3 separate regions of the Homo sapiens genome follow, and regions 1 and 2 are each linked to region 3. A link is an interaction called in ENCODE POLR2A ChIA-PET data of the cell type or tissue named here. Cell type or tissue: GM12878. All regions are shown on one strand. Links, peaks and the distances in the headings refer to the core of each region. The heading gives the core; the rest is flanking DNA.

Evidence for each region. ChIA-PET counts read pairs that join two places held together with the same protein. Peaks named below come from ENCODE experiments on the same cell type or tissue, not always from the same donor. Only the 100,000 strongest peaks of a DNase experiment are listed, where the experiment ranks them.
Region 1: POLR2A ChIA-PET joins it to region 3 with 5 read pairs; 2 of 35 experiments call an interaction of 5 or more read pairs at or near these places.
Region 2: POLR2A ChIA-PET joins it to region 3 with 7 read pairs; 2 of 35 experiments call an interaction of 5 or more read pairs at or near these places.

What each region holds. Positions count from the first base shown.
Region 1 is chr4:2,661,091-2,671,666 of GRCh38, reverse strand. FAM193A (family with sequence similarity 193 member A) reads right to left here. Exons shown (of 21, transcript NM_001366318.2): 11 at 8,676-8,829; 12 at 8,379-8,558. Among named protein-coding and RNA genes, the nearest start is that of TNIP2, 90 kb to the left of the region's middle. RefSeq lists an enhancer at 1-459. In GM12878, for the core only: no CTCF peak of the experiment used is centred there; no DNase peak of the experiment used is centred there; H3K4me3 peaks cover 757 bases; H3K27ac peaks cover 687 bases.
Region 2 is chr4:2,647,876-2,658,451 of GRCh38, reverse strand. It overlaps FAM193A (family with sequence similarity 193 member A), which reads right to left. Exons shown (of 21, transcript NM_001366318.2): 8 at 572-649. Among named protein-coding and RNA genes, the nearest start is that of TNIP2, 100 kb to the left of the region's middle. In GM12878, for the core only: no CTCF peak of the experiment used is centred there; no DNase peak of the experiment used is centred there.
Region 3 is chr4:2,743,238-2,753,813 of GRCh38, reverse strand. TNIP2 (TNFAIP3 interacting protein 2) reads left to right here. Exons shown (of 6, transcript NM_024309.4): 2 at 5,869-6,159; 3 at 8,279-8,368; 4 at 8,869-9,117; 5 at 9,308-9,427. Among named protein-coding and RNA genes, the nearest start is that of TNIP2, 7.8 kb to the left of the region's middle. RefSeq lists enhancers at 5,977-6,026, 7,437-7,876, 8,472-8,972. In GM12878, for the core only: no CTCF peak of the experiment used is centred there; no DNase peak of the experiment used is centred there; H3K4me3 peaks cover 1,769 bases; H3K27ac peaks cover 2,415 bases.

The DNA of each region.
Region 1 (10,576 bases), core at 2,626-7,625, 83 kb after region 3:
CTCAGGGCAAATGTAAAACTGAACACAATTGTCAAAGGCAACCATTCTGAGGCTCTGGAAATCAGCCCAAGGAAAATACCGCGACACATTTATTCATGCAAATCAGCTAGAACTTCAAGGAAGAACAGCAAGTCTGGCTTTCTTGTCTGGGACTCTTTCCATTTCCTGCACCTGTACTCCACCCCTGACTCGGTCGGCAGTGGGCACAGGAGTTCTGTGACTGCAGGGATGTCAGCGCAAACCAACCCTGCTACCAAAAACAGCAGCCTGGTCAGGCAGAGGGTGAAGCAGTAAAAGCAGTGAACTTAGAAGGGAATGAATAGGGAAGCCTGCAGCTCTGTTCCCTTGAGACTGAGGTCCCAACTGGGGTGAGTGGCAAAGGAGACAGAAATCTAACAGAGAGAACCCTGGAAATGAGAGCGCCACGGAAGGGCTTCTTAAGCTGTCCACAACTCGCTGGCTGACCAGGAGAGCACAGTGCATGCACTGAGGACACCTCACGGGCTGGAGGAAGGGGCCAACACAGCTGACTTGAGAACTGGCTGAGTGCTGAGCGCATTCACCCCACAGCCAACAATGGAGCCCCTGTGGATTCAAGGTGCATGGGCAACCTCTGCCCAAATCATCAGCTGGCCAATCAGCCAGGTGGACAAAGGGCAGACCTCTAGAAGCCAAACTAAAAAGGAGAAGAGAAGAAGTAAGCTGAGACACCCACAGCCACATAATGTGGGAGATACAGGTCCTGCAACTGAAGCCCAGGAAATAACAAAAACAAGGAAACAAACAAAAGACAACAAAGGACCCTCAAGGGAAAAAATGATAATGCAAAATTATCACATTATTTAAAATGTCCAATTTTCAACAAAAAATTATGAGACAAGCAAAGATTAAAGAGAAGTATGACCTAGGCTGGGCGCAGTGGCTCACACCTGTAATCCCAACACTTTGGGAGGCAGAGGTGGGAAGATCACTTGAGCCCAAGAGTTCAAGCCTAGTCTGGGCAACATGGCAAAACCCTGTCTCTACAAAAAGTACAAAAACTATCCAGGCATGGTGGTGTGTGCCTGTAGTCCCAAGTACTTGGGGGGCTGAGGTGGGAGGATTGTTTGAGCCCAGGAGGTCCAGGCTCGAGGCTCCAGTGAGCTGTAATCATGCCACTGCACTTCAGCCTGGGTGGCAGAGCAAGACCTTGTCTGGAAAAAAAAAAGTGTGACCCACATGCAGGAAATAAATAGTCAAACGGTTAACAGGAGTGAGTTCAGATACTAAATTAGCACACAAAGATGTCAAAGCAGCTGTTATAACATGTTCAGAGAATTAAAGGAAAATATGAAAATAAAGATTCAACATATAGGGAATTACTACAAAAAAAGAGAAACAAAAAAACAGTAAAATATAAATTCTATAGGTGAAGAGTACAATAGCTAAACCAAAATTTCACTAAAGGGGCTCAAAAGCAAACTTAAAATGGCAGAAAAATCATCTGTGAACTTGAAGAAGAGCAATGGAACTGATCTAGGAAGAGAGAGAAGAGATGAGGGGAAAGTATGCAGACGCTCAGAGGCCTGTGGGAGAGCAGCCAGCACTCCAGCATGTGCAGAACCAAGTCCCAGAGGAAAGGGGGAAGAGCATCCAAATAACACCTGGACACTCCACTTCCCAAATGTGATGAGAAACATTGGTCTACAGATCCAAGAAGCTCAGTGAACCTTAAGATGGATAAAAACAAAGAGATACTGAGAGCTGCAGAACTCTGGCACACAATGACCACCTAAGGCTTCCTGCAGCCAAAGGCCAAGTCCCTAGGATGACCCCAGACCCTACTAAAACACCTTCTTGAGAAAGCCAGGCTGCCAGGAGAACTGACTGCTTGTTCTAACAGTCTGACAGCTGATGACTGTAACAAGAGTAACACTCTGGTGTGGAATTTGATAGTGGGAAGGCTGTGTGTGGGGACCCTGGGTATAGGGTGTCTCTGTAGCTCTCACTCAACTTTGCTGTGAGTCTAAAGCTATTCCTAAAAACAACCACTCTATTTATTATTTATTTATTTATTGTTGAGACGGAGTCTCACTTCTCGCCTAGGCTGGAGCGCAATGGCGCGATCTTGTCTCACTGCAACCTCTGCCTCCCGGGTTCAAGCAATTCTCATGCCTCAGCCTCCCAAGTAGCTGGGATGACAAGCACATGATAGCACGCCTGGCTAATTTTTGTATTTTTAGAAGAGATGGGGTTTCACCACGTTGGCTAGGCTGGTCTCGAACTCCTGACCTCAGGTGATCTGCCCGCCTCTGCCTCCCAAAGTGCTGGGCGTGAGACACCCCCATGCCTGGTCTATTTTTTAAAATGAAGGCAAAATAAAGACATTTACACAAAAACAGAATTAACTGCTAGCAAACTGGTCCTGTAAGACATATTAAAGGAAGGTAAAAACAAGACGGTAACTTAAATTCGGCAGAATTTAAAATGAAGAATGCCAGAAATGACTAGCCAGCTAGCAAATAGAAAACACTGTATAAATACAGGCCAGGCGTGGTAGCTCATGCCTGTAATCCCAGCACTTTGGGAGGCCAAGGCGGGTAGGTCACCTGAAGTCAGGAGTTTGAGACCAGCCTGGCCAACATGGCGAAATGTCATCTCCACCAAAAATACAAAAATTAGCCGGGTGCCATGGTGCTTGCCTGTGATCCCAGCTACTCAGGTGGCTGAGGCAGGAGAACTGCTTGAACCTGGGAGGTGGAGGTTGAAGTGAGCCAAAATTGTGCCACTGCACTCTAGCCTGGACAACAGAGTGTGACTCTGTCTCAAAAAAAGGAAAAGAAAAAGGAAAAGAAAAGGAAAAGGAAAAGAGAAAGAGAGAGAGAGAGAAAGAGAGAGAGAGGAAAAGGAAAAGAAAGAAAAGAAGGCAGGCAGGCAGGCACTGTATAAATACATTTTTCTCTTTTATTTGCTCTAGAAATTATAAAGCTGTATAAAGCAGTAATTAAAACATATTATTGGTTTGTAACATATACAAATGTAATTATATATAGGACAATAATAGTACAAAGGAGAAAGAAGGAAATGGAGCTCCTGCGGAGCAAAGTTTGTATATTTTACTGGAATTAAGTCAGTAGTAATCTGGAGTAGATTGTGATAAATTAAGATGCATATTGTGGGCGGGCGTGGTGGCTCACACCTGTAATCTCAGCACTTTGGGAGGCTGAGGTAGGTGGATCACTTGAGGCCAGTTAGAGACCAGCCTGGCCAAAGTGGCAAAACATTGTCTCTACTAAAAATACAAAAATTAGATGGGCGTGGTGGTGCGCATCTGTAATCCCAGCTACTTGGGAGGCTGAGGCAGGAGAATCACTTGAACCTGGGAAGCAGAGGTTGCAGTGAGCCAAGATTGCGCCACTGCACTCCAGCCTGGGTGACAGAGCGAGACTCTGTATCAAAAAAAAAAAAAAAAAAGATGCATATTGTGGCTGGGTACACTGGTTAAGTGTAATCTTAGCACTTTGGGATTTCCTGGCGGGAGAATCACTGAAGGCCAGGAGTTTGAGACAAACTTGGGCAACACAGGGAGACCTTGTCTCTACTAAAATTAAAAAACTTAGCCGGTCATGGCGGCACATGCCTATAGTCCCAGCTTACTAAGGAGGCTGAGGCAGGAAGACTGCTTGAGCCCAGGAGCTTGAGGTTGCAGTGAGGCATGATGATGCCACCCCACTCCAGCTTGTGTAACAGAGCAAGACCCTGTCTCTAAGAAAAAAAGAGATACATATTGTATTTTAATTTTTGTTTCTTTTTATTTTTTATAACGACATTCACAAGAGATGCATACTGTAACCCTACAGCAGCCACTAAGAAAATTAAAAAAAGAATCAACAGAAGAATTAAAATAGTACACTAAAATTTTTGTTTAATATTTAAAAAGGCAGATACTGACATATACAGGATAAAAATGCAAGGCCCAACTAAAAGATGTTAGACAAATTTTAGATTCAAAGACACAAAGAAACTGAAAGTAAAAGGATGAAAAAATACATGTACACAGTAACCCAAGAAGGTGGAGTGGCTATACTAACAAATAAAACGGACGTTAAGAAACACCAGTAGTCAAACATTTCATAATGATAAAAGGGGCAATATATCAGGGGAGCTATAACAATAATTCAATAACATCACCCCCAAATGCATGAACCAAAACAAGGAAGAATTGAAAGGAGAAGGAAATAATCCAACAGTTAAACTTGAAGGCTTCAATATGCCTCTCTCAGTAACCGATAAAACCACCAGACAGATAATCAGTAAGAATATATACTATGATCTGAGTATCTGTGCCCCTCCAAAATTCATATGTTGATAGCCTAACCTCCAAAGTGATGGTATTAGGCGATAAGGACTTTGGAAGGCTCTACTCTCAGGAATGGGGTTACTGTCCTTACATGGTAGCCTGGATAGACCAAGACAATACAGAAGACTTGAAGAATGCCATCAACCAATTTGATCAAACTTTCATTTCTTGAACACTCCACACAACAAGAACAAAGTTCAAATTATTTTCAAGTACACATAGAACAGGATCTAGGTAAACTATATGTTAGGCCATCAACAAGTCTCAATAAATTTGGAAGCTCTAAAATCAGTCATCTAAGCTTTTGTTTCAACAAACTAGAAAAGGAAGAGCAAGCAAAACCCAAAGAACATAGAAAGAAATAATCAATTTCAGAATGGAAACCAATGACACAGAAACGAAAACAGAGAAATTGACAAATCTTTAGCCCAAGTGACTGAAGCCGTTAAAAGGAAGATAAAATTACCCAAATCAAGAATTAGCATCACTGCAGGCACTGCAGAATTAAAAAGGATTATAACAGTATAGAATAACTTTATGCCAACACATTAGACAATTTAAATGAGTAAATTCCTACAAAGACAAAAATTATTGAAATTCACTCAGTAAGAAATAGGAAATTTGAAAAGACCTATTACAAGCAAATGAAACTTGAATTAGTAATTACAGATCTTCCCACAAAAAGAGACCAGGCCTACAGGATTTTGCTGGTGAATTCTATCAAATATTTAATAAATCTCAATCTTAAACAAACTCCTTCAGAAAACATAAGTGAAAAAAACATTTCCTAACTCATCCTATGAAGCCAGTATTACTCTGATACCAAAGTCAGACAAAGACATCACAAAGATAGGAAACTACAGACCAATATATTTTATTAGTATTAACACAGATGCAAAAATCCTAACAAAATATTAGCAAACCAACTCAGGAACACATGAAAAGGATTATATACCACCGCCAAGTGGGAGTTATCCCAGGAACACAGGTTGATTTAATATCCTTAAATCAACTGATGTGACACACCACGGTAACAAAATAAAAAACGAAAACCACAAGATCGCAACACATGCAGAAAAGACATTTGAAAAACTGAACAATTCAATATTCAATACAATTCAATATTCAAATCATGAAAAAACTCAAGAAATTAGGAGTAGAATAGAATTTCCTTAACCCAATAAAGGGCATCTATGAAAAACCTATACTTGATATCACATTTAAAGAGTGGTCAAAGATTAAATGCTTTCCCCCTAAGATTGGGAACAAGGCAAAGATATCTGCTTGCAACAATTCTATTCTGTACTGAGTTTCCAGCTAGCTCAATAAGGCAAGAGTAAGGAATTAAAAGCACTCGGGAGGCTGAGTCAGGAGAATGGCATGAACCTGGGAGGCAGAGCTTGCCGTGAGCCGAGATAGCACCACTGCACACCAGCCTGGGCAACAGAGCGAGACTCCGTCTCAAAAAAAAAGAAAAAGAAACTGAAATTAAAAGCATCCAGACTGGGTATGGTGCCTCACACCTATACTCCTAAAACTTTGGGAGGCTGAAATGGGAGGATGGCTTGAGGCCAGAAGTTCAAGACCAGCCTGGGCAACATAGTGAGACCCTCTCTCTACAGAAAGTTTTTTTTTAAAGCTGGGCGTGGTGGCGCATGCCTGTAGTTGTAATACACCTGTAGTCCTAGCTACCTGGGAGGCTGAGGCAGCAAGACTGCTTGAGCCCAGCTGTTTGAGGCTGCAGTGAGCCATGACTGCAGCAGTGCACTCCAGCCTGGGTGACAGAGTGAGATTCTGTTTCTTAAAAAGAAGAAAGGAAGGAAAGAAAAAGAAAAGAGAAGGGAAAGGGAAGGGAAGATTAAAAGCATTGCATCCAGATTGGAAAGGAAGAACTAAAACTTTATTTGCAGACAACATGATCTTGTATATAGAAAATCCAAAGTAATCTACCAAAACAACAGCAAAAGGACCTACTAGAACCAACCCTACTAGAATAAACAAGTTTAGTAAAGCTGCAGAACACAAGACCAATATAAAAAAATCAATTGTATTTCTATGTATTACCAATGATCAATTGGAAATCAAAATTAGAAAATACCTTTTACTGTGAATGAAAACACATAATACTTATATATTCCAGACACAAAGACTGGAATTTTTTTAGAACTACTGAGAAAAATTAAAGATGACTTAAATAAATGGAAAGATAAAGCATATTCACAGATTAGAAGACTCAATTTTGTTAGGATTGCATTCTCCCTAAATTGATCTATATCATCCCACAAATAAAAGACCACAACCACATCCAGAGGATTTCACTGGAGAATTCTAAATATATATTCAAGAATTCGATGCAATCCCTCAAGATCCAAGGAGGCGTTTTGTAGTTGACAAGTAGATCCTAAAATTTATATGGGAATGCAAAGAACTTTGAGCAGCATAAACGATTTTGAAAAGGGTGTACCAGCCGGGTGCAGTGGCTCACGCTTGTAATCCCAGGACTTTGGGAGGCCAACACGGGCGGATCACAAGGTCAGGAGTTCGAGACCAGCCTGGCCAATATAGTGAAACCCCGTCTCTACTAAAAATACAAAAAATTAGCCGGGCGTGGTGGCGTGCACCTGTAGTCCCAGATACTTGGGAGGCTGAGGCAGAATTGCTTGAACCCGAAAGGGAGAGGTTGCAGTGAGGCGAGATCGCGCCACTGCACTCCAGCCTGGGTGACAGAGGGAGACTCCATCTCAAAAAAAAAAAAAAAAAAAAAAAAAAGAAAGAAAATAGAGAGAGAGAAAGGTGTACCAAGCTGGAGGGAAGACCCTATCCCATTTTCCTAAACTTACCATAAAGCAATTGTCAAATGCACTATGGGTGTAAGGACAGACACAGAGATCAAATGAACAGAATGGAATGTCCAAATATAAACTCTTACATTTACAGTCCATTGATTTTCAATAAATTTTCAATAAATGGCCAAGGCAATTCAATAGGGTACTTCTGACAAACCGTACTGAAACAATTGGATATCTATATATGCAGAAAAGGTGAATTTATATCCTCACCTCACAATAACTAAATGCTGAGTCAAACAGAATCTAAGAACTAAAATTATAAATCTTCTAAAAGAAAACAGTTTTGTGTTAGGCAAAGTTTTCTTGGATAAGACATCAAAAACATTATACGTAGAAGAAAAAACTGGTAAGGAGATGTGGTCAGACTTCCCAGATAGACCTTTCAACATCACCTTTACCATCTGAGTGTTACATTTATATTACCTAATAAAATAAATCAGCCAAGCACTTTGACCTTCATTTGTTCTTTCATTTAAAGACTGCTTATTATTATTGTTGTTATTATTATTTTTTAAACAGAGTCTTGCTTTGTCGCCCAGGCTGAAGTGCAGTGGCGCAATCTTGGCTCACTGCAACCTCTGCCTCCCAGGTTCAAGCAATTCTTGTGCCTCAGCCTCCCAAGTAGCTGGGATTATAGGTGCCCACCACCATGCCCAGCTAATTTTTGTATTTTTAGTAGAGACGGGGTTTTGCCATGTTGGCCAGCCTGGTCTTGGATTCCTGGCCTCAACTGATCCACCCACCTTGGCCTCCCAAAGTGCTGGGATTACAGGCGTGAGCCACTGCGCCCGGCCAAAAACTTGTTTAAGCATCTATTTATGAAATTCTGAGAAAAAAAGCTAATAAGGTACCCTCACCTTTGGCTAACAGAAGAACAGATAATGAACAGGAAAAACAAACCTTTCCTGAAATTTTAATATTCCACTATTTTTTTTTAACTCCTCTCTTTGCTTCTATACAGACAAAAAAGGCCTCCACAGAGCTGCTATGGGGTGTTGCGAAATCAAGATTGATATTCGAGCAAGAAAAACAAGATTCAAATGGAGATTGTAAGTATGCCTTGACTCTCTTCAGTTCTAACCTTCAGAAATTATGGGAAACAAAATAATTTTGTATTCAGTAATGCTCATGTTTAGAGAAAATACACACAGAAAAAGAGATCCTTGGCAAAACAGCAAGCAAAGTCCTACCTGCTGTGTTGGGTAGGATGGGGGTGGACTGTCTGCTTTGCTCTCCTCTGTCCTGGGGCTCCTGCTTCCCAGCACTCCATCTTCCTTCGGGGCCCCTGGGGGCTCCCCACTACTCTCGCCGTCCGCTTCTTCATCATCAGCTTCTGAGGAACTACTGCTGGTACTGCTTATCTGAGGAGACTTTAAAGACAATCTTTTGTAATTTGCACTTTTCAAAACAGAGTAATATAAAATATTAAAATGTCAGACCATCATTTTATGTCATTTATTGTTGCTACGAAGAAGCCATGTCCATACCTCATCCTTCAGGGCCATGTTTTCCCCGCCACCATTCAATTCGCTGTGGATTCCATTCATGTTGGCCACCACCTCGGTATCATCATAATTACTCAATGGATAAATATCAGCAAATTTGGCTGACAATGGTGCAACATCTTCATCATCACTACAACTGACACAAGCAGAGATGGTCACTGTGAGGTCATTCAATTGTGAAAGACAATGAGTAAACCAGCCACTAAGCACAGATATTTCCTGGACAGATCACGGCTTTCATTTACAAAGAGTATTAGTTAAGTATCATTCCTACCACTAACATTTCTTAGTAACCTCAACATGAGAAAAATGCTTGGAAGATTAACATTTGTGCCATTTGGAAGAGTAAAAAACAAAAAACAAACAGAAAAACCTCCAAAAGTAGAAATATTAAGGAAACTACAAAAATTTAACCAGACTGATTAACGTTTCCATTTGACCTGAAGAGCGCTGGTATAAAACTAGTCTCTCTGCTACTCCCAAGACAACACAATTTGTGATTAAAATTAAAGGGGTACCGATGGCAACCTTAGGTGTTTAGTGTTTGCTTTTTAAACCTTAGCTGTTTAGTGTTTGCTTTTTCAACTTAGGGCTGAAATTTTCAGAAATAGTCAGTTGAACAAAACTTTAAAGGCACTTATGTAACAGAAGACTAATTTTTTTTGCTTTAAGGCCAGTCATGGCCTGGTCACTCATGATCGTAATTAAATATCAGCTTTAGCAAGACATCTAAGCAACAGGCAAATGAAAAATTTACTGAAATTAATTTTATTTTATTTTATTATTTTTTTGAGGCAGTGTCTTGCTCTGTCTCCCAGGCTGGAGTACAGTGGCACAATCTCGGCTCACTGCAAGCTCCACCCCCCAGGTTCACGCCATTCCCCTGCCTCAGCCTCCCGAGTAGCTGGGACTACAAGCACCCGCCACCACGCCCGGCTGATTTTTTGTATTTTTAGTAGAGATGGGGTTTCACTGTGTTAGCCAGGATAGTCTCAATCCCCTGACCTCGTGATCCGCCCGCCTCGGCCTCCCAAAGTGCTGGGATTACAGGCATCAGCCACTGCACCCGGCCTGAAATTAATTTTAAACAGATTTCAAGGCTTTAGCCTACAGAGACCACTTAAGATGCAGCTCTGGTGCATTAAAAGAGCTGGCACATTTAAGCTCAGTGCAATAAGATGCTCCAAGGTCCACAAAAACATGCACTGAGTCCATCTTCAGCCTGGGCACACAGCAACCTCCAGAAGGCAAAACCCTAGGAACTCGTCGTGATCTCACTTCCTAGAATGAGTGAAGAGTGTCCAGGACTACCAAATTCCGGTGTCTTTTCAACACATTACAAGTAACGTGCTAGAGTCTGGAGCTCACCAGAGGTAAGTACAAACAGCACCCACAAGGTGCAGAGTCCTAGGGCTTCCTGCAGGCCCACTGCACCTGGGACGCTGCCTGGGCCAATGCTCATACACACTCCTGAGGATGACCATAGGCACAATTTACAGATGAGAAAACTGAGGTTCTAGTGAAGTAACTCAGCCATTTGCTCCATGTGACAGCAGGAGGCTTCACCAGCCCTAGCTCCGTAAAGATCCAACCCATAAGATCCAGGAAGTACTGTGTGGTACACTGACTACAATCACATTGTTCTTTTTAACCAACTTAGAAAAGGCACCAAGAAAGAGACAATACAAATGAAAAGATAACACTGGAGATTTTCAAATCATAGTTTACATTTGGAAGACATTGATCACAAGCTGCTGAAGGCCCAGATGTCCCGAGAACCTAGGCTCCCCGTAACTGGTGATGGGCAGTTCCGGCCCAAGGAGAAAGGCTCCCACAGCCAATTTCTTCCACTACCACACGTGACACAAGAGACCATAACTGAC
Region 2 (10,576 bases), core at 2,807-7,806, 96 kb after region 3:
ACATCACTAGCAAGCTCTGCCCAACAGCTCCAGCAAAGGTGGAGCACAAGCCTGCCTGGAGGAGGCACCGCCAGGAAGATGAGGAAGGGAGAGTCCAGATCTGCCAGCTGCCATGTTGAAGGCATGGCACCTGGCAATGTCTGGAGATCTGAGCGCTCTGTCTGGGGATGCTGGGCCCCCATTCCAGCTCTGGGACATCAGGCAACATCCTTAACCTCACCCTAACACCCTCCTTCATATGTAAACTGCAGATGGCACCATCTGCCTCATAGGGGACTGTGGGGACTCAGGTAATATCCTTTGCAAAATACCCAGAGCTGCTGTGGGATAGAGAGGCCACTCAATACACATGGGTTTTTCTTGAGGCGTATATGGAAGATAAGGAAATAGGTGAAAATTAGTTTATCTTGAGATTAAAAACACCATCTTGAACAGTTTTTAACGCTGGCAAAACATGCCAATGTGGTCCTCCAATGCTGTTCTAACAAAGCACATCAACATGCAGAGAAGTCATTTGCTGTCAGGACAGATTTCTACTTCCTTTAATTGCCTCTCTTATTGACAAGCTTACCTGTTCTTCAATGAATCTTCTTTGTTTAAAAAGCTCCCAGTCTTCTGTTAACATGCGCTGCTTGGTTTTCATTGTCATCTAGTAAGGGGATGTAAAAAACAGAAAAAAAAGAAAAACTTTAATACCTGCGACAATTATACAAGACATTTTCAAGAGGAGACTTTCTTAAAATGATATATATGAGAGAAACATCATCTGCAAACAGAATAAAGATACAATACTACAAATATGTTAACAGGTATTTCTTTATTTTACTCAAACTCATCACAAGTACTTTTCTCACATGAAAGACAGAGATGAATAAACAGTAAAAAGAGAAATCAAGATATTCTGACTAAATCTGTCAATACAGTGGATGAACATTCACTATTTACTGAATGCCCATTATGTGCCCTGAATGTGTTAGAAATAAGCAAGATGATGGCAACTCGGTCCTGCCACACGAAGAGCTCAGACTACAGGAAAGGAAGAGCTATTAACAGGCATATGAGACTTAAAAAGCAAAGCAAAACAAAACTAACAAAGAAGTTAGGAGTTAAAGGCAAAAAGAGAAATTACTGAGGAAACAGAGAAGCATATGTGATTAATAAAACCGAAAGTCGGTTCTGTAAGCTTCTGTCAAGGCTGAAAAAGGGGGAAAAAGGTAACATTAAAAAAAAATCAGGATTGAGAAAGGATATGGGTACATATGAAGATTGTTTTGTTTTGTTTTTGAGACTGAGTCTCGCTATATCACCCAAGCTGGAGTGCAGTGGCACAATCTCGGCTCAATGCAACCTCTGCCTCCTGGGTTCAAGCGATTCTTGTGCTTCAGCCTCCTGAGTTAGCTGGGATTATAGGTGCCCGCCACCACGCCCAGCTCATTTTTCTATTTTTACTAGAGACGGTGTTTCACCATGTTGGCCAGGCTGGTCTGGAACTCCTGGCCTCAAGTGATCCACCTGCCTCGGCCTCCCAAAGTGCTGGGATTATAAGCGTGAGCCACTGTGCCCGCCTGGCCAGAAGATTGTTTTTAAACTGTGAGACAAAGTCTCTTTATAAGTTGATACTTTGTAACATCTAAAGAAGAGTTACAAACAAGGGGCTCATGGGCTATTTTGTCCGACTTGCACTTCACCTCTTTTTAAAAGTGTTCGAGATTTCACCTAATAATCCAGATTTCTGGCTTCTCTTGACAACCTGGCAGCTCTGGTGGCCCTGTGAAGACTGTTGGACCCAAGTGGGGACTGCCCCTAACAGAGAACAGGAGGACACACGCACGCACACACAGGTGTGGCCTTCGCTACCCATGCCCCAGGCTCCACTAGGGCCTATCCCAACTGAGGGCACTTTCAAGGTGAGGGTGGTGACGGCCATGAGCACCACAGGAACGCTGGGGCCGCTCTACCCTGTATCATCCATTTCCGTGACTTTCCCTAGCCCTGCAGGTGTGAGTTTACAACCCTTTACTAAACGATATGGATAACTTCTTGAGCCAAATTCTATTTGTAAAACTGACTCGAGGGAGAAGGAAACCTGAAATACACTAATAAATGTCATATAAATGAAAAAGGCAGACAAGATCTATAGTTCTTGTTCTTCTTCCCTGTAAAAATGAATTAGGCCCCAAAGTTTTACGGTAGGTTCTATCAAACCCTTCATGGGACAGAAAATTTAAACTATTCCTGAAAATTGCAAAAACACAGAGTTTCTCAATTCATTCTATGAAGCTAGCACAACCTTTATACAAAACAAGTAAGACCTCAAAGACCAAGACAACTCAATTATACCTCAGAATATAGATATAAAAGTCCTGGCTGGATGCAGTGGCTCACACCTGTAATCCCAGCACTTTGGTAGGCCAAAGCAGGAGGATCACTTGAGGCCAGGAATTTGAGAACAGTCTAGGTAACAAGGCAAGACCCCCACCGCTACAAAAAATTTCATTTGTTTGTAAATAAAATTATCTTTGAGACAAGGTCTCTTGCTCTGTCACCAAGGCTGGACTACAGTGGTATGATCACAACTTACTGTAGCCTCAACCTCCTGGGCCTATGATCCTCCCACCTCAGCCTCCCAAGTAGCTAGGACCACAGGCACACACCACCACACCTGGCTAATTTTTTTTTCCTTGTAGAGATGGGGTTCTCCCTATGTTGCCCAGGTTGGCCTCAAACTCCTGGGCTCAAGCGATCCTTCTGCTTTGGCCTCCCAAAGTGCTGGGATTACAGCTGTGAGCCACTGCACCAAGCCAAAACTTAGCTGGCACACTGGCATGTGCCTATGGTCCTAGCTACTCAGGAGGCTGAAGTGGGAGGAGAGCTTGAGCCCAGGAGTTCGAGGCTGCAGAGAACTAATATCTTGTCATTGCACTCCAGCCTGGCCAGCAGTGTGAAACCCTGTCTCTAAAAATAATTTTATATAGCTGTCCGAATACACACACACACACACACAGGCGCACACGCACACACACACACGTCCTAAATCAAATATCAGCTAATAAATTTAATAATGGAATAAAGAATGACATATCATGATCTACTAGGGTTTCATCCCAGGAACGCAAGAATGTCTCAAAATTAGGTAACCTAAACTCTTAACTCATACAGAAATTGATATAAGAAAAATCATACCATCAATTTTGACATCTTCCTGTTTTATTTTTTAAATGATAGCCTAAATCAACTAGAAATAAAGGTAAACTTCTTTAATTTGCTAGAAAGTATCAAAAGTCTGTATGGCAAGCATCAAACTTCATGGTGAAACACTCACAGCAGCCCCTCGAAGCCAGGACTGGACAAGGGTGCCAGTATCAATGCTCTTATTCACACTGGTCTGAAGGTCCTAGTGGAAGCCAAAAAAAGGGGACAAATGCTGGAAAAGATGAGATAAACCTATCATTATTTGTAGAAGATACCGTGATTTCCTAGACTCCCAGATTCAAGACTCAACTCAAAAACTACAAGAGTTAATGCCGGCATCTGGCGAGATGACTGGTCACAGGGCATCTCCATTTTCCCAGTTTCCAGCATGAATGCTTTAAACACACATTCCCCACTCAAGATGCCGGTCATAGCAGCCCCTCAAACTACAGACTATGGAGGCACAAAATGGGTCAAGATTTACAAACTATAAAACCATAATACAATATATTTTTAAAAACCTTAAAAAAGAGTGACATACCATATTCTTGGATGGGAAGATTCAATATTGGTGCCAATTCTCCCTTTTCATTGTATATGTCTGCAGTTATTATAAAATCTTAGTGTACAGTGTAAGAGTTGTTTGATAAATAACATCAATAAAAACCTCTTCCTTGACTCTCTCCTCACAGCCTCAGGGAAATTTTTTTTTTTTTGGAACAAATTTGGGTACCTGCAGGCTTATGTATGTGTCAAACAACAGAGAAAGAATGAATTTCAGACAGCAAACATAAAAATAATTGATTTCAAACTTCCAGCCTGGGCAACACGGTGAAACCCCGTCTCTACCAAAAATACAAAAAAAAAAAAAAAAAAAAAAATTAGCCAGGCATGGTGGTGTGCGCTGTGATCCCAGCTACTCTGGAGGCTGAGGTGGGAGGGCTGCTTGAGCCCAGCAGGCAGAGGTTGCAGTGAGCTGAGATGACACCACCGCCTAGTTGAGAGAGTAAGACTCCATCTCAAACAAACAAACAAAACCTACCAACTCTCTTGCCACATACATACATACTTATTTGTGAACAGAGACTCAATTATTTTACACGTATTCAACATTTTAAAGCCTTTGAATCAGTATAAAATTTCTAAAATGTTATTGATTAGAAGCAACCAATGTTCATTCAAAGGTTTTAAATTAAATAGTGCATTAAAACAGCTCCAGTGGAGAGTGGAGTGGCCACAAACCAAGAACTCCAGGGGTCACTGCAGTTGCCCCCAAAGCCTTCAGGGGAACATAGCCCTGCTGACATACTGATTCTGAACTTCTGGCCTCAAGAACTGTGAGCATAAATTTCTGTTGTTTTCAGCTCCCCACAACCTCCCACCCATGCATACATGGTTCCAGAATGACTATTATTCTCTGGATGTTACTAAAGTGGCTCAATTTCCCTCAATTGTATTAGTGGCAGATTGTTTCTCATGGTTTCTTCACAAGACAGTGAAAATAAAAATGCATCTCCTGGCTGGGCATGGTGGCTCACGCCTGTAATCCCAGCACTTTGGGAGGCTGAGGTGGGTGGATGATGAGGTCAAGAGATCTAGACCATCCTGGCCAACAGGGTGAAACCTTGTCTCTACTACAAATACAAAAATTAGCCGGGCGTGGTGGCGGGCGCCTGTAGTCCCTACTACTCGGGAGGCTGAGGCAGGAGAATTGCTTGAACCCAGGAGGCAGAGGTTGCAGTGAGCCAAGATCACACCACTGCACTCCAGCCTGGTGACAGAGAGAGACTCTGTCTAAAAAAAAATAAATAAAAATAAAAAGCATCTTCTGGTTGCTTTAGTGAAGAGACTGGTTTTCTCTTTGTAAAAGCAATGTAACATGCAATTTTAAAGAAATACACTTTACTTTTTAAGTGACACTGTTATTTTCTCCCTAGAGAGAACATGTATGTGTTATTTTTACATATATACCATTTTCCCTAGAACAACAGCAATAATACCATATATAATATTTCAAAATAAATGTTTACCTTCAAGAAACAGATACCTGAAGAAATTACTATTCCCAAAGGATTTTTCAGTCTTAGTAAAAGAATTTCCCTAAGGGCATTTTTGTGTTTAGTTACAGTTCAATTGGAGAAATGAATCTCTGAAACTAGAACTTTATCTGCCATTTCCATCACATGTGGAACTAAGGACAGCACCCCAGGCTCTTAGGGGCAGGATGTTATGCTACGTAGGACACCGCTGACCTAAACCCCAACAGGCCTGCCTGGCTGAGACCCTCGGGAGCCTCCTGTCATCTGCAGATGTGGTAACACCAGGAAGCAGTAGTGAGGCTCTAGCCACACGGGGTTTGGCACAGCACTCGGTAACGGTTCATCTTCCTTCTCTTTCATCTTTTTCCCTATGTTATCACTAACTATACTATTTTTCTGAAGTCACCTGAAGGTTACAAGTTATTCACAACCTCAGAAACTTATATCGATACATGAAGGGAAAGCCAGGTGATATGGCTTAGATTTGTGTCCCCGCCCAAATCTCATGTCAAACTGTAATCCCCATTGTTGGAGATGGGGCCTGGTGGGAGGTGATCAGATCATGGGGGCAGATTTCCCCGAAGGTGCTGTTCTCGTGATAGCGAGTGCTCAGAAGATCTGGTTGTTTAAAAGTGTGTAGCACCTCCCCACCCCCCTTCCTCCTACTCCAGCCACGTAAGATGTGCTGGCTTCCCCTTCACCTTCCACCATGATTGTAAGTTTCCCGAGGCCTCCCAGCCATGCTTCCTACACAGCCACAGAACCGTGAGCCAATTAAACTGCTTTTCTTTATAAATTATCCAGTCTCAGGTATTTCTTTATAGCAATGCAAGAATGGACTAATACACCAGGGATAAATCAAGTGAACAGCATCAATCCTACAGAAGAAAAACACCAAATGCAGGAGAAAGGGAGGTGGGAGTTCCATTCAGAAAAGCTTCCAGACTCAAAGCTTCTCTGCAATAGGCCAGCGTCTCCTGTTCAACACCAGGACAGGAAGCACCGACACACCCAAGTCATCTTTGTTGACAGGCAAGGCTGATTTGCACTTAGACTTGCAGACAAGTGCCTCCCATGAAGGGTACTCTGCAAATCCCTGGTAAACAATGAATACCAGGCACAGAGGCCACCAGCCCCAGTCAGGGACAGATGTGTCCCTGAAATGAAATCTGAGATGAGACCTCATGGTCACCTAGTCCAAATACCTCTCCAACTATTCTCCACATTCCCTATCATGGGGAACTCATCTCCACACTACAGCCCACTCTGCCTTCGAACGACCCTTGCAAGGGACTCTTTCTGATCACACACATCTACACGGGGTCTGGACTCTCCTCCTGGGGGCTGTCTGGGACGAGCTGAATGTCTGCTTCACAATGGTCACTTCTTGACGACTCAGGCCAGCAACCTCTTATGCTTCCCTGCCAGGGGGATCCAGTCTGGTCAGAGCTGTCCTGAGGACAGGCAGCGAGGCTGCTACCACACCCTGATTACAGGACCTTCCACGTCTGCCGTGACGTCATGTCAACCTGTCACATTGATATGGTTCACCTTTGTCCCCACCCAAATCTCATGTCAAACTGTAATCCCCACATGTCAGGGGAGGAACCTGGTGGGAGGTGATGGGATCATGGGGGCGGATTTCCCCCATGCTGTTCTCATGATAGCGAGTTCTCACAAGATGTGATGGCTCAGAAGTGTGGCATTTCCCCTCTTGCTCTCTCTCTCCTGCCACTGTGTAAGACGTGCCTTGCCTCTTCTTCTCCTTCCGCCATGATTATAAGTTTCCTAAGGCCTCCCCAGCCATGCGGAACTGTGAATCAATGAAATCTCTGTTCTTTATAAATTACCCAGAATCAGGTAGGTTTTTTGTTTTATTGGTTTTTTTTTGAGACAGAGTTTCACTCTTGTTGCCTAGGCTGGAGTGCAATGGCATGATCTCAGCTCACCCCAACCTCTGCCTCCCAGGTTCAAGTGACTCTCCTGCCTCAGCCTCCTGAGTAGGTGAGATTACAGGCATGTGCCACCACGCTCGGCTAATTTTGTATTTTTAGTAGAGACGGGGTTTCTCCATGCTGGCCAGGCTGGTCTTGAACTCCCGACCTCAGGTGATCCGCCCACCTTGGCCTCCCTAAGTGCTGGGATTACAGGGGTGAGTATCAAGCCCGGTCTCAGGTAGTTCTTTATAGCAGTGTGAAAATGGACTGATACACACACCCCTCCAGGTCTGATGCCACCCTCCAGTGGATTCACCAACACTCAGCTTCTCCATCTGCACGTCTGTTACTGCTACAAACACTAACAAGACTGTGGAGGAGGGCCCTGAGACAGCGTTCTCTGGGCCAAAGGCAAATACCGTTGCTGCCATTAGAGTGTACCGTGGGCGGCTATCCATGCCTACCCAGAAGGTGCTTGGGGCTCCTCTTTTTTTATGCGGTCCTTGGTAAAGGTAGGCAGGGTCCTATGCACTTGGGAGGTTTCAATGACCTAATGCAATACAACTTGACTGCAGCTCATGTTGGCAAGACAGAGACTTAGCAGGTGGCACTATGTCGTCAACAGAGACACTCTTGGATTAAGGAGCCTTTCACGTGCTTCCCACAAGCAGCCTCTCTGGGAGTCTTGAAACCCCGCCCTGCACAGCAGCCTCTCCCTGGGCTTCAGAGCCCTGAGCTCCCATCTCTGCCCCCAGCCAGGGTGGTCTTGGCTTCCCCTACCGCACCCGTGAGGCCAGAGCAGGTGCGCTTCGTTCCCTTGAGCCCCGGTGACGAGAGTGAGCCGGGCAGGAAAGCCGGCCCCTCGCCTTCTGTTTTCCTTCTCAAGGTCTTTCCTTCACAGTGTCTACTGATGGCCTGAGATCTCATGCTCCTCCCTCCTTCTGTGCTCTCAATAAACCACCCTGCGTGGGTGCCATGGGATGTGCTCTAGAGCAGTGGTCCCCAACCTTTTTAGGACCAGGGACCGATTTCATGGAAGACAACTTTTCCACAGACCAGGTGAGGCAAGGGGATGGTTCTGGGATGATTCAAGCTCATCACATTTATTGTGCACTTTGTTTCTATTATTATTACACTGTCATATAGAATGAAATAATTATACAACTCACCACAATGCACAATTAGTGGGAGCCCTGAGCTTGTTTTCCTTCAACTAGATGGTCCCATCTAGGGGTGATGGGAGACAGTGACAGATCATCAGGCATTAGATTCTCATGAGGAGCGTACAATCTAGATCCCTTGCACACGCAGTTCACAATAGGGTTCATGCTTCTGTGAGGATCTAATGTCTCTGCTGATCGGACATGAGAAGTTCAGGCGGTAATGCAAGCAATAGGGAGTGGCTATAAACACTGACAGGCTTCACTGGCTCACCGGCCACTCACCTCCTGCTGTGCAGCCTGGTTCCTAACAGGCCATGGACTAGTACTGGTCTGTGACCCAAGGGTTAGGGACCCCTGCTCTGTGGGGCACCCAGTAACCAGCAGCCCACAGTGCAATACCAACACAGGGACTATTTACTGTCCCTATGCCTATATATTTTTTTCATTTTTTGAGATAGGGTCTCACTGTTGCCCAGGATGGAGTGTGGTGGCATGATCATAGCTCACCACAGCCTCAACCTCCTAGGCTCAAGTGATCCTCCCATCTCAGCCTCCCGAGTAGCTGAAACCACAAGTGCACACTACCATGGCAGGCTAATTTTTGTATTTTTGTAGAGACAAGGTCTATCTATGTCACCCAGGCTGATCTCAAACTTCTGGGCTCAAGTAATCCACCTGCCTCAGCCTCCCAAAGTGCTAGGAATACAGGTGTGAGCCACTAAGCCTGGCTTTTTTTTTTTTTTTTTCAGACAGGGTCTCACTCTGTCACCCAGGCTGCAGTGCAGTGGCACCATCATAGATCACTGCAGCCTCTAACTCTTGGTCTTAAGTGATCCTCCCCCACTCACTCTCTGGAGTGGCCGGAACCACAAACACACGGCACCCAGCCTGGCTAATTTTTTAATTTTTTGTAGAGACAAGGTCTCACTATGTTGCCCAGGCTGGTCTCAAACTCCTGGGCTCAAGTGATCCTCCCACCTTAGCCTCCCAAAGTGCTGAAATTATAGGTGTGAGCCACTGCACCTGGCCAGTTTTACTTTTTAAAAATAACACAGAAAAAACTTATTTGGAATTAAAAGCTCACACAACACTAAAACATCACCTAACATAATTATCTCATTTTGCAGGTAGGGAGGGAAAAGACTCATGGGGCAGATCCGGGACATTCTGGTGTTGACTGCCGTGCAGGGTTCTCCCTGGGACCCAAGTCAAGAACATCCCAGGGAGTGGTGACCTGGACACACTACTGGCCCTCCTGCACGGCCACAGCCCTGAAGAGCCTCTGCCGAAGATGCCCACTTCCTGGAGAAGGTTAATGCCCACTGTCCTAGCTTCCCCCAACTCCTGCTCCCTCTACCAGAACAGCAAACTTGTGAAAATGGGCTGGTGCACCCACAGATGGCAGAGGGGAATGCAGCTTTCAGCGCCCTCTCTGCTGTGCTGCCCCCACATGGCACAGCTGCAGCCCCTGGGATGCTCCAGGCCTCACGAGATGAAGGCTGCTGAGGTGCTGCTGCAGCAGGAGACTCTGCCCTCCCCACCTGGCATCCAGACCCTGCTCTCACAGTAGTCCAGGCTAAGAAGTCGCTGGTCAGTGACAAGCCACAGCAGGAAAGTCTCTGGTTGCAAAAACAGACAAAAACATGAATTAGGAATACACCCACTTTGAAGAAAACACAAAACAGCAACTGCTCTCTCAGGCCCCACCATGAGGCACAGGACACAGAGGGAGTCTCCCAGGACCAAAGTGATCTCTGAGGCCCCTCCTCACCCTGACGTGCTGTGCGTACAGCAGCCAAGGAAGAGGCGCAGAGTCATGGGAGAGTCTCAGGGCCACCTGCCCTAAGACAAGCTCAACAGCACAGAATTCCGCATGTGACGAAGTTGGAACTTACTCCACTGAAGCTGATGCAGGTTCAAAAAAAGCCAGCAGGCCAGGCGCAGTGGCTCACAAATGTAATCCCAGTACTTTGGGAGGCTGAGAATGCAGAAGAATGGAGTAAGAGAAAACCCGCGAAAATCCAAACAACAGACCATTTGTAGCTCTAGTCCCTGTGGCTGCAGTAGAGAACAGCAACAGAAAACACGGCCTGTAGCTGTGAAATCAATGACACAATTCTCGGAGGGAGCAAGCACATGCTAGTCCCTTCCTTCTTCCCAGTCCCTCACAGCACTGACAAGGAACACTGACAAGGAGCCACAGGTGGCATCCACATGGCACTCACCATGCCAGGGCAGACATGGA
Region 3 (10,576 bases), core at 2,206-7,205:
GCAGAAGGGAAGTTTAGAGGTCACCTGGTCTGCACCAACAGGTTTTAGAGTTGTGGATGCCAGGAGCCACAGATGAGTACAGACCAAGGACCCGGAAGGACACTCCGAAGTCATCTCCAGAATGTTGGTGGGACAGGATGCAGGGACCTCACAACCAGAGCAGTATACTTGCAGTCGGTGGCCATTGGTGTTCCGCTCACATGTGTTCCCTGGTGTCCTGTGTATCTGGCCACTCACCAAGCAGCTTATTGCAGCTTCCTGGTAGCCTCAGATAGAATTAGTTCTGTGTTCCCAGTATTACTGGCCCTGGTCCTGTCTTCCCAACATGTAAGCATGTAGGTTTTGTTTTGGGATTTTTATTTTTTTATTTTTTTGAGACAGGGTCTCACTCTGTTACCCAGGCTGGAGTGCAGTGGCACAAACATGGCTCACTGTGGCCTCAACCTCCTGGGCTTACGTGATCCTCCTGCCTCAGCCTCCCATATAGCTGGGACCACAGGAGTGTGCCATCACACCTGGCTAATTTTATTTTTTTTTTGTAGAGACGGGATCTTGCTGTGTCGCCCAGGCTGGTCTAGAACTCCTTTCTTCAAGTGATCCTCCTGCCTTGGCCTCCCAAAGTGCTAGGATTACAGGCATGAGCCACCACGCCCAGCATGGGGGGATTTTTAATTATTTAAGGAACATTTTAATGATTTAGTTTTGTTTGTTTGTTTTTTTATTTTTATTTTTATTTTTTTAGAGACAGGGTCTTGGTCTGTGACACTGCCACCTAGGCTGGAATGCCTTGGGGCCATCATAGCTCACTGTAACCTTGAACTCCTGGGCTCAACCAGCCCTCCCATCACAGCCTCCCGAGTGTCTAGGACTATAGGCGAAGAGCCTACCACAAGGACTATGAGCCACCACACCTGGCTAACTTCTTAAGTTTTTGTAGAGAAGGGGTCGCATGATGTTGCCCAAGCTGGTCTCAAACTCCTGGCCTCCAGGGATCCTCCTGTCTCGGCCTCTCAAAGTGCTGGTATTACAGGCGTGAGCCACTGTGCTGGCCTTATCTGGTATTTTATGCAATTACATATTTATTGCTCATCCCAACGTTCAATCTGAGGTCGGTCATGGAACCTGTGGAAGAATGGAGAGGTTTGTCACCTCCTGCAGGCCCTGGGTTCACTGAGGTGGCAGTGCAGAGTTAAAGACACAGCAGGAAGCAAGCCGTTGCTAGGTTGCTCTCATCTATGAGAGCCCGTTAGGAGCAGGAACCCTGGACCAGTAGGGACTGAGGGCTCCCAGAGAGAGTGCTGAGGCTCAGAATGTGGAGGAGCTGACCAGTGCGTCTGTGATCAAGCTGCGGTCAGTGTGTGATGGGGCAAGATCAGGCCAGAGAATTGTGGTCCTCAGTGCAGCCACAGCTGGACTTGAGACCTTACCTCATCTGTAACACAAGGCCTGAGTGGATAACTTTACAAAGCCCCTCCAGTTAATACTTTCTGGAATAATGGCACCAATTCATTGTGCAACCTGGTCCTGCCCAACCCCATCCTGTCACCATTCTCGGGACCAGCTTCATAGGCTTTGCCTGGTCCTGGCGTATCAGCCCCCTTTCCCTTCCGGCTTAGCTTAGCTTTGCTTTGCTTGTTTTCTTGGCTCTTTCTTTTCTTTTCTCTTCTCTTCTTTTCTTTCTTTCCTTCCTTGTTCCTTTTTTTTTTTTTTTAAACTGAGTCTTGCTCTGTCGCCAGGCTGGAGTGCAGTGGCGGGATCTTGGCTCAGTGCAACCTCCACCTCCCGGGTTCAAGCGATTCTCCTGCCTCAGCCTCCTGGGTAGCTGGGACTACAGGCGCCCACCAGCACGCCTGGCTAATTTTTTGTATCTTTAGTAGAGGCGGGGTTTCACCATGTTGGCCAGGCTGGTCTTGAACTCCTGACCTCGTGATCCACCCACCTCAGCCTCCCAAAGTGCTGGGATTGCAGGCATGAGCCACCGCCCCGGGCCACCTTCCTTGTTCCTTTCTTTCTTCCTTTCTCCTCCCCTCCCCTCCCCTCTTTTTGACAGGGTCACTCTGTTGCCCAGGCTGGAGTGCAGTAGCATGATCATAGCTCACTGCAGCCTTGACCTCCTGGGCTTAAGTGATCCTCCTGTCTCAGCCTCCCGAGTAGCTGGGACTACAAACGCCCACCACCATGCCTGGCTAATGTTTTTTGTATTTTTTGTAGAGACAAGGTCTCGCCATGTTGCCCAGGCTAGTCCCAACCCTTGGGCTCAAGTGATCCTCCCACCTCGGCCTCCCAAAGTGCTGGGATTACAGGCTTTGGGAGAATACACTTCTGTTGTTTAAGACACCAAGTTTGTGATACTTTGTTGCCGCAGCGCTAAAAGCCAAGAGGCCACTGTGCCTCTTAAGGCCAATCCACAAGACTATTAATAGAGCTGTTTACACTTTTGTGTTCTGAGCGTGGAGCTATGGAGTTGTGGGTCCCGGCGACAGGCTTTCCTGAGAGATGTCAGCCCAGTTGCTGACTAGTCTGTGTGTTGTGCCTGTGTGTGTAGACCCACAACTCCAGCTCGTACCTTGTTTTCTGACCACAGTGGTCGAGGTGCTGTTGTGTCCTAAGAACTGTTACTAACTGGACAAGGCACTCAGACAGATAAACCAGCACAAAGCTCTGCAACTTCAGAGCCAGTGACAAATGCCAGAAGCCCGGGGGCTGGAGGGGTCCTGGGGCCCTCATGCTGCCGAGGGGAGGATGAGTGGGGCAGCCCTTTGCAGGGCTGGCCTGCCCCCACGGGTTGAGCGTAGAGCCTGCGTCCTGATCTGTCTCTGTATGGCCCAGTCTTATTCCCATTTACTGGGCATCTGTGTGGGGCTGGGCTCAGTGTTGAGTACTAGGGTGTGGAGGCAAGAGAGAGCCACGCCCTCAGGATCTACGAGCTGTGGACATGCTGCCCTCCTGTTTGTGGAGCTGTTTGTTTCTCCTACTGTCAGCATTTGACCAACGCAGGAAGGAGGCTCCGAAATCAGATTTTACCTGGGCACGGTGACCCCTGCTGAGGCAGGAGGAGGATTGCTTGAGGCCAGGAGTTCAAGACCAGCCTAGGCAACATAGCCACACCCTGTCTTTATCAAAAAAAAAAAAAACCAGAAGTCAGGTTTTGCTCAAAGTCCTTTATCCCTGAAGAGGGTCTCACTGTCACCCAGGCTAGAGTGCAGTGGCACCGTCACAGCACACTGCAGCCTTGACCTCGAGCCCATGGTCCCAGCTATTTGGGAGGTTGAGACGGGAGGAACACTTGGACCCAGGAGTTCAAGGCTTCGGTGAGCTGTGATTATACCACTGTATTGCAGCCTCGGTGTCAGGGCGAGACCCTGTCTCTAAAATAATAAAATAATAATAATAATAATAATAATAATAATAATAATCAGGGTTCTCGCAGTAATAGGGCTTAGTATTTTGTTCCATTGTGATGAGAACATTCTAGGTTCCCGGTCTCTGTCCCTTCTTACCTCAAGTACTAGACACAGAGGCTGGACCCTTCTCCCGCCACTTCTGGGGGAAGCTTGGGCTCCTCCGTGACTTTTCTGAAACTGTTTCTTCACTTGTGGGATGGACTAGTTGAGCCTGCTTCACCTCCTTCATGTAATGTACTGTTTATTTTGGAGGATTCTTTGAAAACGGAAAAGTACAAATTTAAGGCCAGATATTAAAAAATTGTCAGGTCAGATGTGGTGGCTCGTGCCTATAATCCCAGCACTTTGGGAGGCTGAGGCAGGCGGATCACTCAAGTCCAGGACCAGACTGGGCAAAGTGGTGAAACCTTGTCTCTGCAAAAAATACAGAAATTAGCCAGGTACGGTGGCATGCACTTGTAATCCAACTACTTAGGGTGCTGAGGCAAGAGGATCACTTGAGTCTGGGAGGTGGAGGCTACAGTGAACCATGGTGGCACCACTGTACTCCAGCCTGGGTGACAGGGCGAGACCCTATCTCAAAATAAAATTGTCATTTTAAGAACCTTTTTAAATTCTTTAAGAAGTAATTGGGGTTGGGTGTGTTAATTTCCTAGAGCTGCTGTAACAAAGTAACACAAACTGGGGGGCTTCAAGCAACAGAAATTTAATCTTTCACAGTTCTAGAGGCCAGAAGCCAGAAACCAAGGCATCGGCTCTCTCTCAAGGTTCTAGGGAAGGACCCTTCCTCGCCTCTTCAGCTTCCTGTGGGGGCCACCAATCCTTGGTGTTCCTTGGCCTTTATCCACAAGACAAGACGTCACTCCTATCTTTGTTGTCACGTGGTCGTCTTCTCTCTGTGTGTCTGTCCAGACTTCTGTCTGCTTACAAGGACACCAGTCCCGTCCTAATCCATTTTGTCCCCACCTTAACTAATTACATCTGCAAAGACCCTATCTCTAAGTAAGGTTTCATTCCCAGATACCGGGGAATGGGAGGTTTGGTTGTGGACATCTTTTTGGGGTTACCCACCACAGTGGAGTTTCTACCTATCCCATCAAAAAAGTGCTTGGAATTGCCACTTTGATAATTTGATGATAACTGGGTGTGGTGGCTTGAGCCTGTAGTCCCAGCTATTCAGGAGGCTGAGGTGGGAGGATTTGCTTGAGCCTAGGAGTTTAAGACCAGCTTGGGCTATATATAGCGAAACCCTCATCTCAAAAAAACATTTTGATGATATGAAATCTAAAATTATGAACTTGCTTGTGAAAATAGAATTTGGCAGGGCGTGGTGGCTCACACCTGTCATCCCAGCACTTTGGGAAGCCAAGGCGGGTGGATCTCTTGAGCCCAGGAGTTCAAGACCAGCCTGAGCATCACAGCAAAACCCTGTCTCTACAAAATACAAAAAAGTTAACCAGGCACGGTGGCACGTGCCTGTAGTCCCAGCTACTCAGGTTAGGATGGAGAATCGCTTGGGCCTGGGGAGGTCGAGGCTGCAGTGAGCCATGATTGTGCCACTGCACTCTAGCCTGGGTGACAGTGAGACCCTGCCTCAAAAAAAAAAAAAAAAAAATTGCTGGGCGCAGTGGCTCACGCCTATAATCCCAGTACTTTGGGAGGCCAAGGCTGGCGGATCATCTAAGGTCAGGAATTCGAGATTAGCCTGGCCAACATGGTGAAACCCCGTCTCTACTAAAAATATAAAAATTGGGCCAGGCGTGGTGGCTCACGCCTGTAATCCCAGCACTTTGGGAGGCTGAGGTGGGCGGATGCCGAGGTAGGCGGATCATGAGGTCAGGAGATCGAGACCATCCTGGCTAACATGGTGAAACCCCATCTCTACTAAAAATACAAAAAATTAGCTGGGCGTGGTGGCGTGTGCCTGTAGTCCCAGCTACTCGGAAGGCTGAGGCAGGAGAATGGTGTGAACCTCTGAGGCGGAGCTTGCAGTGAGCTGAGATCGCTCCACTGCACTCGAGCCTGAGCGACAGAGCGAGACTCCGTCTCAAAAAAAAAAAAAATTCTTTTAGCTGGGCTTGGTGGTGGGCTCTATAATCCCAGCTACTGAGGAGGCTGAGGTGGGAGAATCGCTTGAACCTGGGAGGTGGAGGTTGCAGCGAGCCAAGATTGTGCCATTGCACTCCAGCCTGGGCAACAGAGTGAAACTCTGTCTCAAAAAAAAAAAAAATTTGAGATGAAGTTTCAGAACAGAACATTGTAGGCTGAAAAACTCCAGAGTTAATAGTTCAAATGCCCAACTTCTGAGTGAGTAATTGTTAGTTCAAACGCCCAACTTCTGAGTGAGTATGTTTGTGTCTGGTGATGGGGCATCCACGCCAGGTCTTCTTTTGCTTTCTGAACATTTGCTCTTGACACTGCTTCTTTTAATTCAGTAAACTGTGCTTTTAAATCTTCCACTTAGGAAATTGAGAGGCTGACTGAGCGACTAGAAGAAAAAGAGAGGGAGATGCAGCAGCTGCTGAGCCAGCCCCAACACGAGCGAGAGAAGGAAGTCGTCCTGCTACGGAGGAGCATGGCAGAAGGGGAGCGCGCCCGGGCCGCCAGTGACGTCCTGTGCCGCTCCTTGGCCAACGAGACCCATCAGCTGCGGAGGACGCTGACCGCCACCGCCCACATGTGTCAGCATCTGGCCAAGTGTCTGGATGAACGACAGCATGCACAAAGGAATGTGGGGGAGAGAAGTCCTGACCAGGTAGGCCACAGTGTAAGCAGAGTGTGGGGAAGACCTCTGTGTGCTGGGAGCATCGCCTACAGGCCCCTGATCACAGAGGTGGGGGGGCGCCCCAGAACCCACTTCTGTTCTCAGTAACGAGAGTCAGCTGACGGGGCAAAGCTCACTCATCCAAGGGTTTCTTTTAAAATGATGGAACATGCAAAATGTAATAGGAAAGCAGGCAGCCACCTCACTGCCCAGCACCAGGCCTGTGGCCGACCCCGCTCCCAGGTGGGAGATGGCACTTGGCTTTCATCTGCCTCAGCTGAGGATGAGGAGGAGGAGCTGAGCCTGGCAGAGCTGCCTGGAGGAAGTGTAGTCACATCCTCCATCCGAGGAAACTGAAGCAGAGCCAGGTGGTACTGCTGGGGATGGGGAGTGCCTCCAGTTCCACACCCCAAACTCCTGGAAGGACCGTGAGTGCCCGCCTTCTTCAGGCTCAGTGTGTCTGAGTGCATGCAGGCACAGCTGGAACCGCCATCTCCAAAGCTGGCTTTAGGCATGTCCTTGCCAGCAGCACGGCCTCCCGCAAGCTTGGAGACCTGGCTCAGGGCCACAGCCTCCTCATCATCAAAGCAAGGGCCGGGGGCAGCGGCACCAAGTGACAGTGAGGGCCAAAGAAGGGTTCGCTGGACCTCCAGGATAGGCTGGATCTGGGCTGTAGCTCTCTGTGGGGTCTAGTGGGAGAGAGAAGGACCGTGGGAGTTTCAGCATCAGGAGAAACCAGGGGGCTCCTAGGCAGAAAAGTAGGGGAGCAGTGGCCCAAGGCATCTGTGTGCCAGGCACCTTCCATCTTGCTGGTGCTTGTGGTGGTCTGTGTGTGGCAGGCAGGGGAATGGAGGCACTCCGTGCACATCTCACCTAGGCTGAGACCCCATCTCACTCGCACTGCCGGGCACAGGGCCTCTCGCTCGGGTCCTTTCTAGGCAGTTCTCTGAGGCAGCACCAAGGTTCATGCAGAAACACACGCGCTGGGATGTTCTGTGGCAGACAGTACATCCCGCACCCATCAGCAGCTTCACCGAGGCGCCCACTGGGGAGAAGGTTGGTCTGAGAACTGCCCACCTCAGCTGGGTGGATTCCAGGCGGGGAACCTCAGAGAGGACACAGCTGCATTCAGAAACCAGAGGAAAAGTGCCGTCTGGGCGGAGGCAGGGTGTTCTGGTCTGATTTTGAGTCACTGTGTCATTTCCCTCTGGGGATTTGAAAGGAGCCACACACAGTGTTGAGCCTGAGGCGGGGGTGGGGCCAGTGGCAGGGTAGGCCCTCATCACAGTCTCTAAATAAGTGTCACTTCTCAGCCCTGAACTCAGCTGAGTCACCCGGGGCTTCCCGGTGTAGGCTGTGTTAGGACGTGCACTTCCTTTGTCATTTGAGGGGAATTCTCAAAAATTATGTCACTGAGATACAGTCAGAATTGTAGGGTACACACGAGTTTCAGGAGACTTTTCATTCAGCTCTGTAGTTGTTAGTGGGGGTTGGTTTGGGTTGTGGCTTCGGTGACTCCTGACCCTGCGTGGGGCAGAGGTTAGATTCCTGTGTCCAGAATCACCTGGTTGAACCCGATTGTCTGCAGACAGGACAGTGTCATGGGCTCCAAAGGAGGTAAGCAGGGTGCATGGCCAGGCCCACCCTGGGCAGCTGGGGGCCCCCTCACTGGAGATCCTCTGGTTTACAATGGGATTCAGCTTCCTGCCTTCCCTGCTGTCTGTGATAATGGCAAATCTCTGGCAATGAGAAGACTTTATCATGTCTGGTGTGCCAATCCCTGCAGACATTATGGCTTTAGAATATTTACATTCCAAATATTTAAAAGACAAACAGCTCAAACTGGTAGGTGGGACGGGATAAGGACAGTGTGAAAGGTGGTGTGGCCTGAAGACCTCCCATCCGGGCTCTGGCCTGGGCCAGGTGGGGTGGGCCTGGGCAGGGAGAAGGTGGTCCCTTGTCCCTGCTTTGCTTCTCTACCAAATGAATGATCACTACCCGCTGCACTGGGGGACGCAGTGATAATCTGTGGCCTCAGCCTCTGGGTCTAGCTTTCTCCCCTCTTGCTGTATGTGACAGAGTGTCTTCTCTCTGTCCCTTCCTCATGCAGTCGGAACACACAGATGGGCACACCTCTGTCCAGAGTGTTATTGAGAAGTTGCAGGAAGAAAATCGACTGTTAAAACAGAAGGTGACTCACGTGAGTGTCTTTCACATTTCGTTTGAGAAGAACACATGGCTTACAAACTGTAAGTGAGGGTTCTTTCCTTGGCTGATGCCCAGAGTCGCCCCCCGCCCTCTGGCCACTAGGACTTGATACACACAGTCCCTAGAGACTGGACTTTTTTGCTTAAAACGACGTACGGGACATGTCCTGTCCATCTCCATCCCCCTAAAATTAATCCACAAGTCAGTAAAGGAGATGCAAGAGTTAGCAGCAGGAGGTCCATTTTCTAAGACAGCAAAGCTGCACCGAGTCCACCTCCGTTCATGCTGCTTGCGTACGGGTGTCATCGTGCTGCCTCAGGATTCTCTAGCGGGCCTAGTGTCTGCTCTCTACAGAACAGGGAGGGGCAGCTTCCATTTAAGAGGAAACTCTCACTCAGCGAATCACTGCTAATACATAATTCACACTGGGTGCTGGCTTGAGCAGCTTTGTCAGCTGCCTTCACCGTGAGCTTTCCGGCTCCACCTCTTCAGGTTGAAGACCTCAATGCCAAGTGGCAGCGCTACAACGCCAGCAGGGACGAATACGTGAGGGGGCTCCATGCGCAGCTCAGGGGGCTGCAGATCCCCCACGAGCCCGAGCTGATGAGGAAGGAGATCTCCCGGCTCAACAGACAGTTGGAAGAGAAAATAAATGACTGTGCCGAAGTGAAGCAGGAGCTGGCGGCCTCCAGGACGGCCCGGGATGCTGCGTTGGAGCGGGTGCAGATGCTGGAACAGCAGGTGTCTGTCCCTCGGGCTCCGGACGGCACTGACCAGATGTCTGCTGGCCGGTGGTGGCCGAAATCATGGGACAGGCTGGGCTGAAGGCTTGGTGGCACTGAGTGGGCAGTGGTCACTGTGGGGGTGGGAGAAGCCTGGTGGGGCGCTTCCTCCTTCCTTGAGCAGAAATGTGTGTCTCGCCTCTCTTCAGATTCTCGCTTACAAGGATGACTTCATGTCAGAAAGGGCCGATCGGGAACGGGCTCAAAGTAGGATTCAAGAACTGGAGGAAAAGGTCGCCTCTTTGCTGCACCAGGTGTCCTGGAGACAGGTAGAGTATGAGGGCGTTTTTCTTCCTGCTTAGGTTTAGTGTTTTTGTTTCTCTTCTCATGAGATTAGAGCCTTTCTGTGTCTGCCAAGGCCCTGATTTGCTGGTGATGAGGGTTGTGGCGAGCCCCTCCCTGCTGTGGGGAGAGCCACCTGGCCTGGTACCTGGGCGTGGTCATGGAAAGCCTCCCTGTTATACTGTTTAGTTATGGAGGAGGCTGGCATGGCGGCCTGTCTTAGCAGAGGTGGCTGTCCTCAGGGCCCGTCCGTCACTGTCATGCAGTCAGAGAGCATATCTCGGGCCTCAAAGTGTGAGCTCCCTACGTGTCCTGACCTGTCTGTGAGACGGGAACCCCGCTTACCTTGTCATGTAGATGTGATGGCCCTGGGTGTCCAGTAACATCCCCAGCTCAGCCTGGCACGTGGAGCTGGGCCTTGCAGGGCAGGGGCCCCTCACCCCACCCCTGGGCTCAGTGCTTTTCCTACCATGGGGTGCCTTGAGGGAGGCCTGGCATGAATGGGAACCGATGAAGTTCCTCAGTGTGTGACCCATGGCCTCTTCCTTCTCCTCACTGACTTGTGCTCTGCAAAAATCCAGGAGAAGTTTATGTAGCTCCTCATCAAGTACCTAACACACTTTTGGCCCTGGGAATAGCCTGGGCCCCACTCAAAGAGCTTCCTCTCCTGGCACAGACTGAACAGTAGTGATGCCTCTTGAGAATCGATGCGTCCCGGGCTGGAGCTAGGACGTCAGCCGTGTTTCAGGGTGTGAACAGGGACCCTGGGGCTGTGAGGCCACCCCCCACTGCCCTGTTCCGAGCAGCCACTGGGCCTCAGTGGTTTCTGCTTCTCCTCCGCATGAAGGGCACGGGAGAGTCATGGTGGACTATGGGACTAACCCTGGGACTAAGTCTGCAGCAGAGGGCTGGACAGGTTTTTCTGGCCTTCATGAATTCAAGGAAGCATGTGATTTGGATTGAAGGAGCACTATTGGTACAATCGTGAGGATGGTCTCAGGCCGCCTCTTGAAGATTTTGGACCAGATGAACTGGTTCCAGACTTGCAGGCCCAGATTCTTACCCCCGGGGGTAAAGTTCCTGGTGGGGCCTGCAGACCTTGTACTAAGTGGCCTCTGGTTCCCTTTCAACAGTAG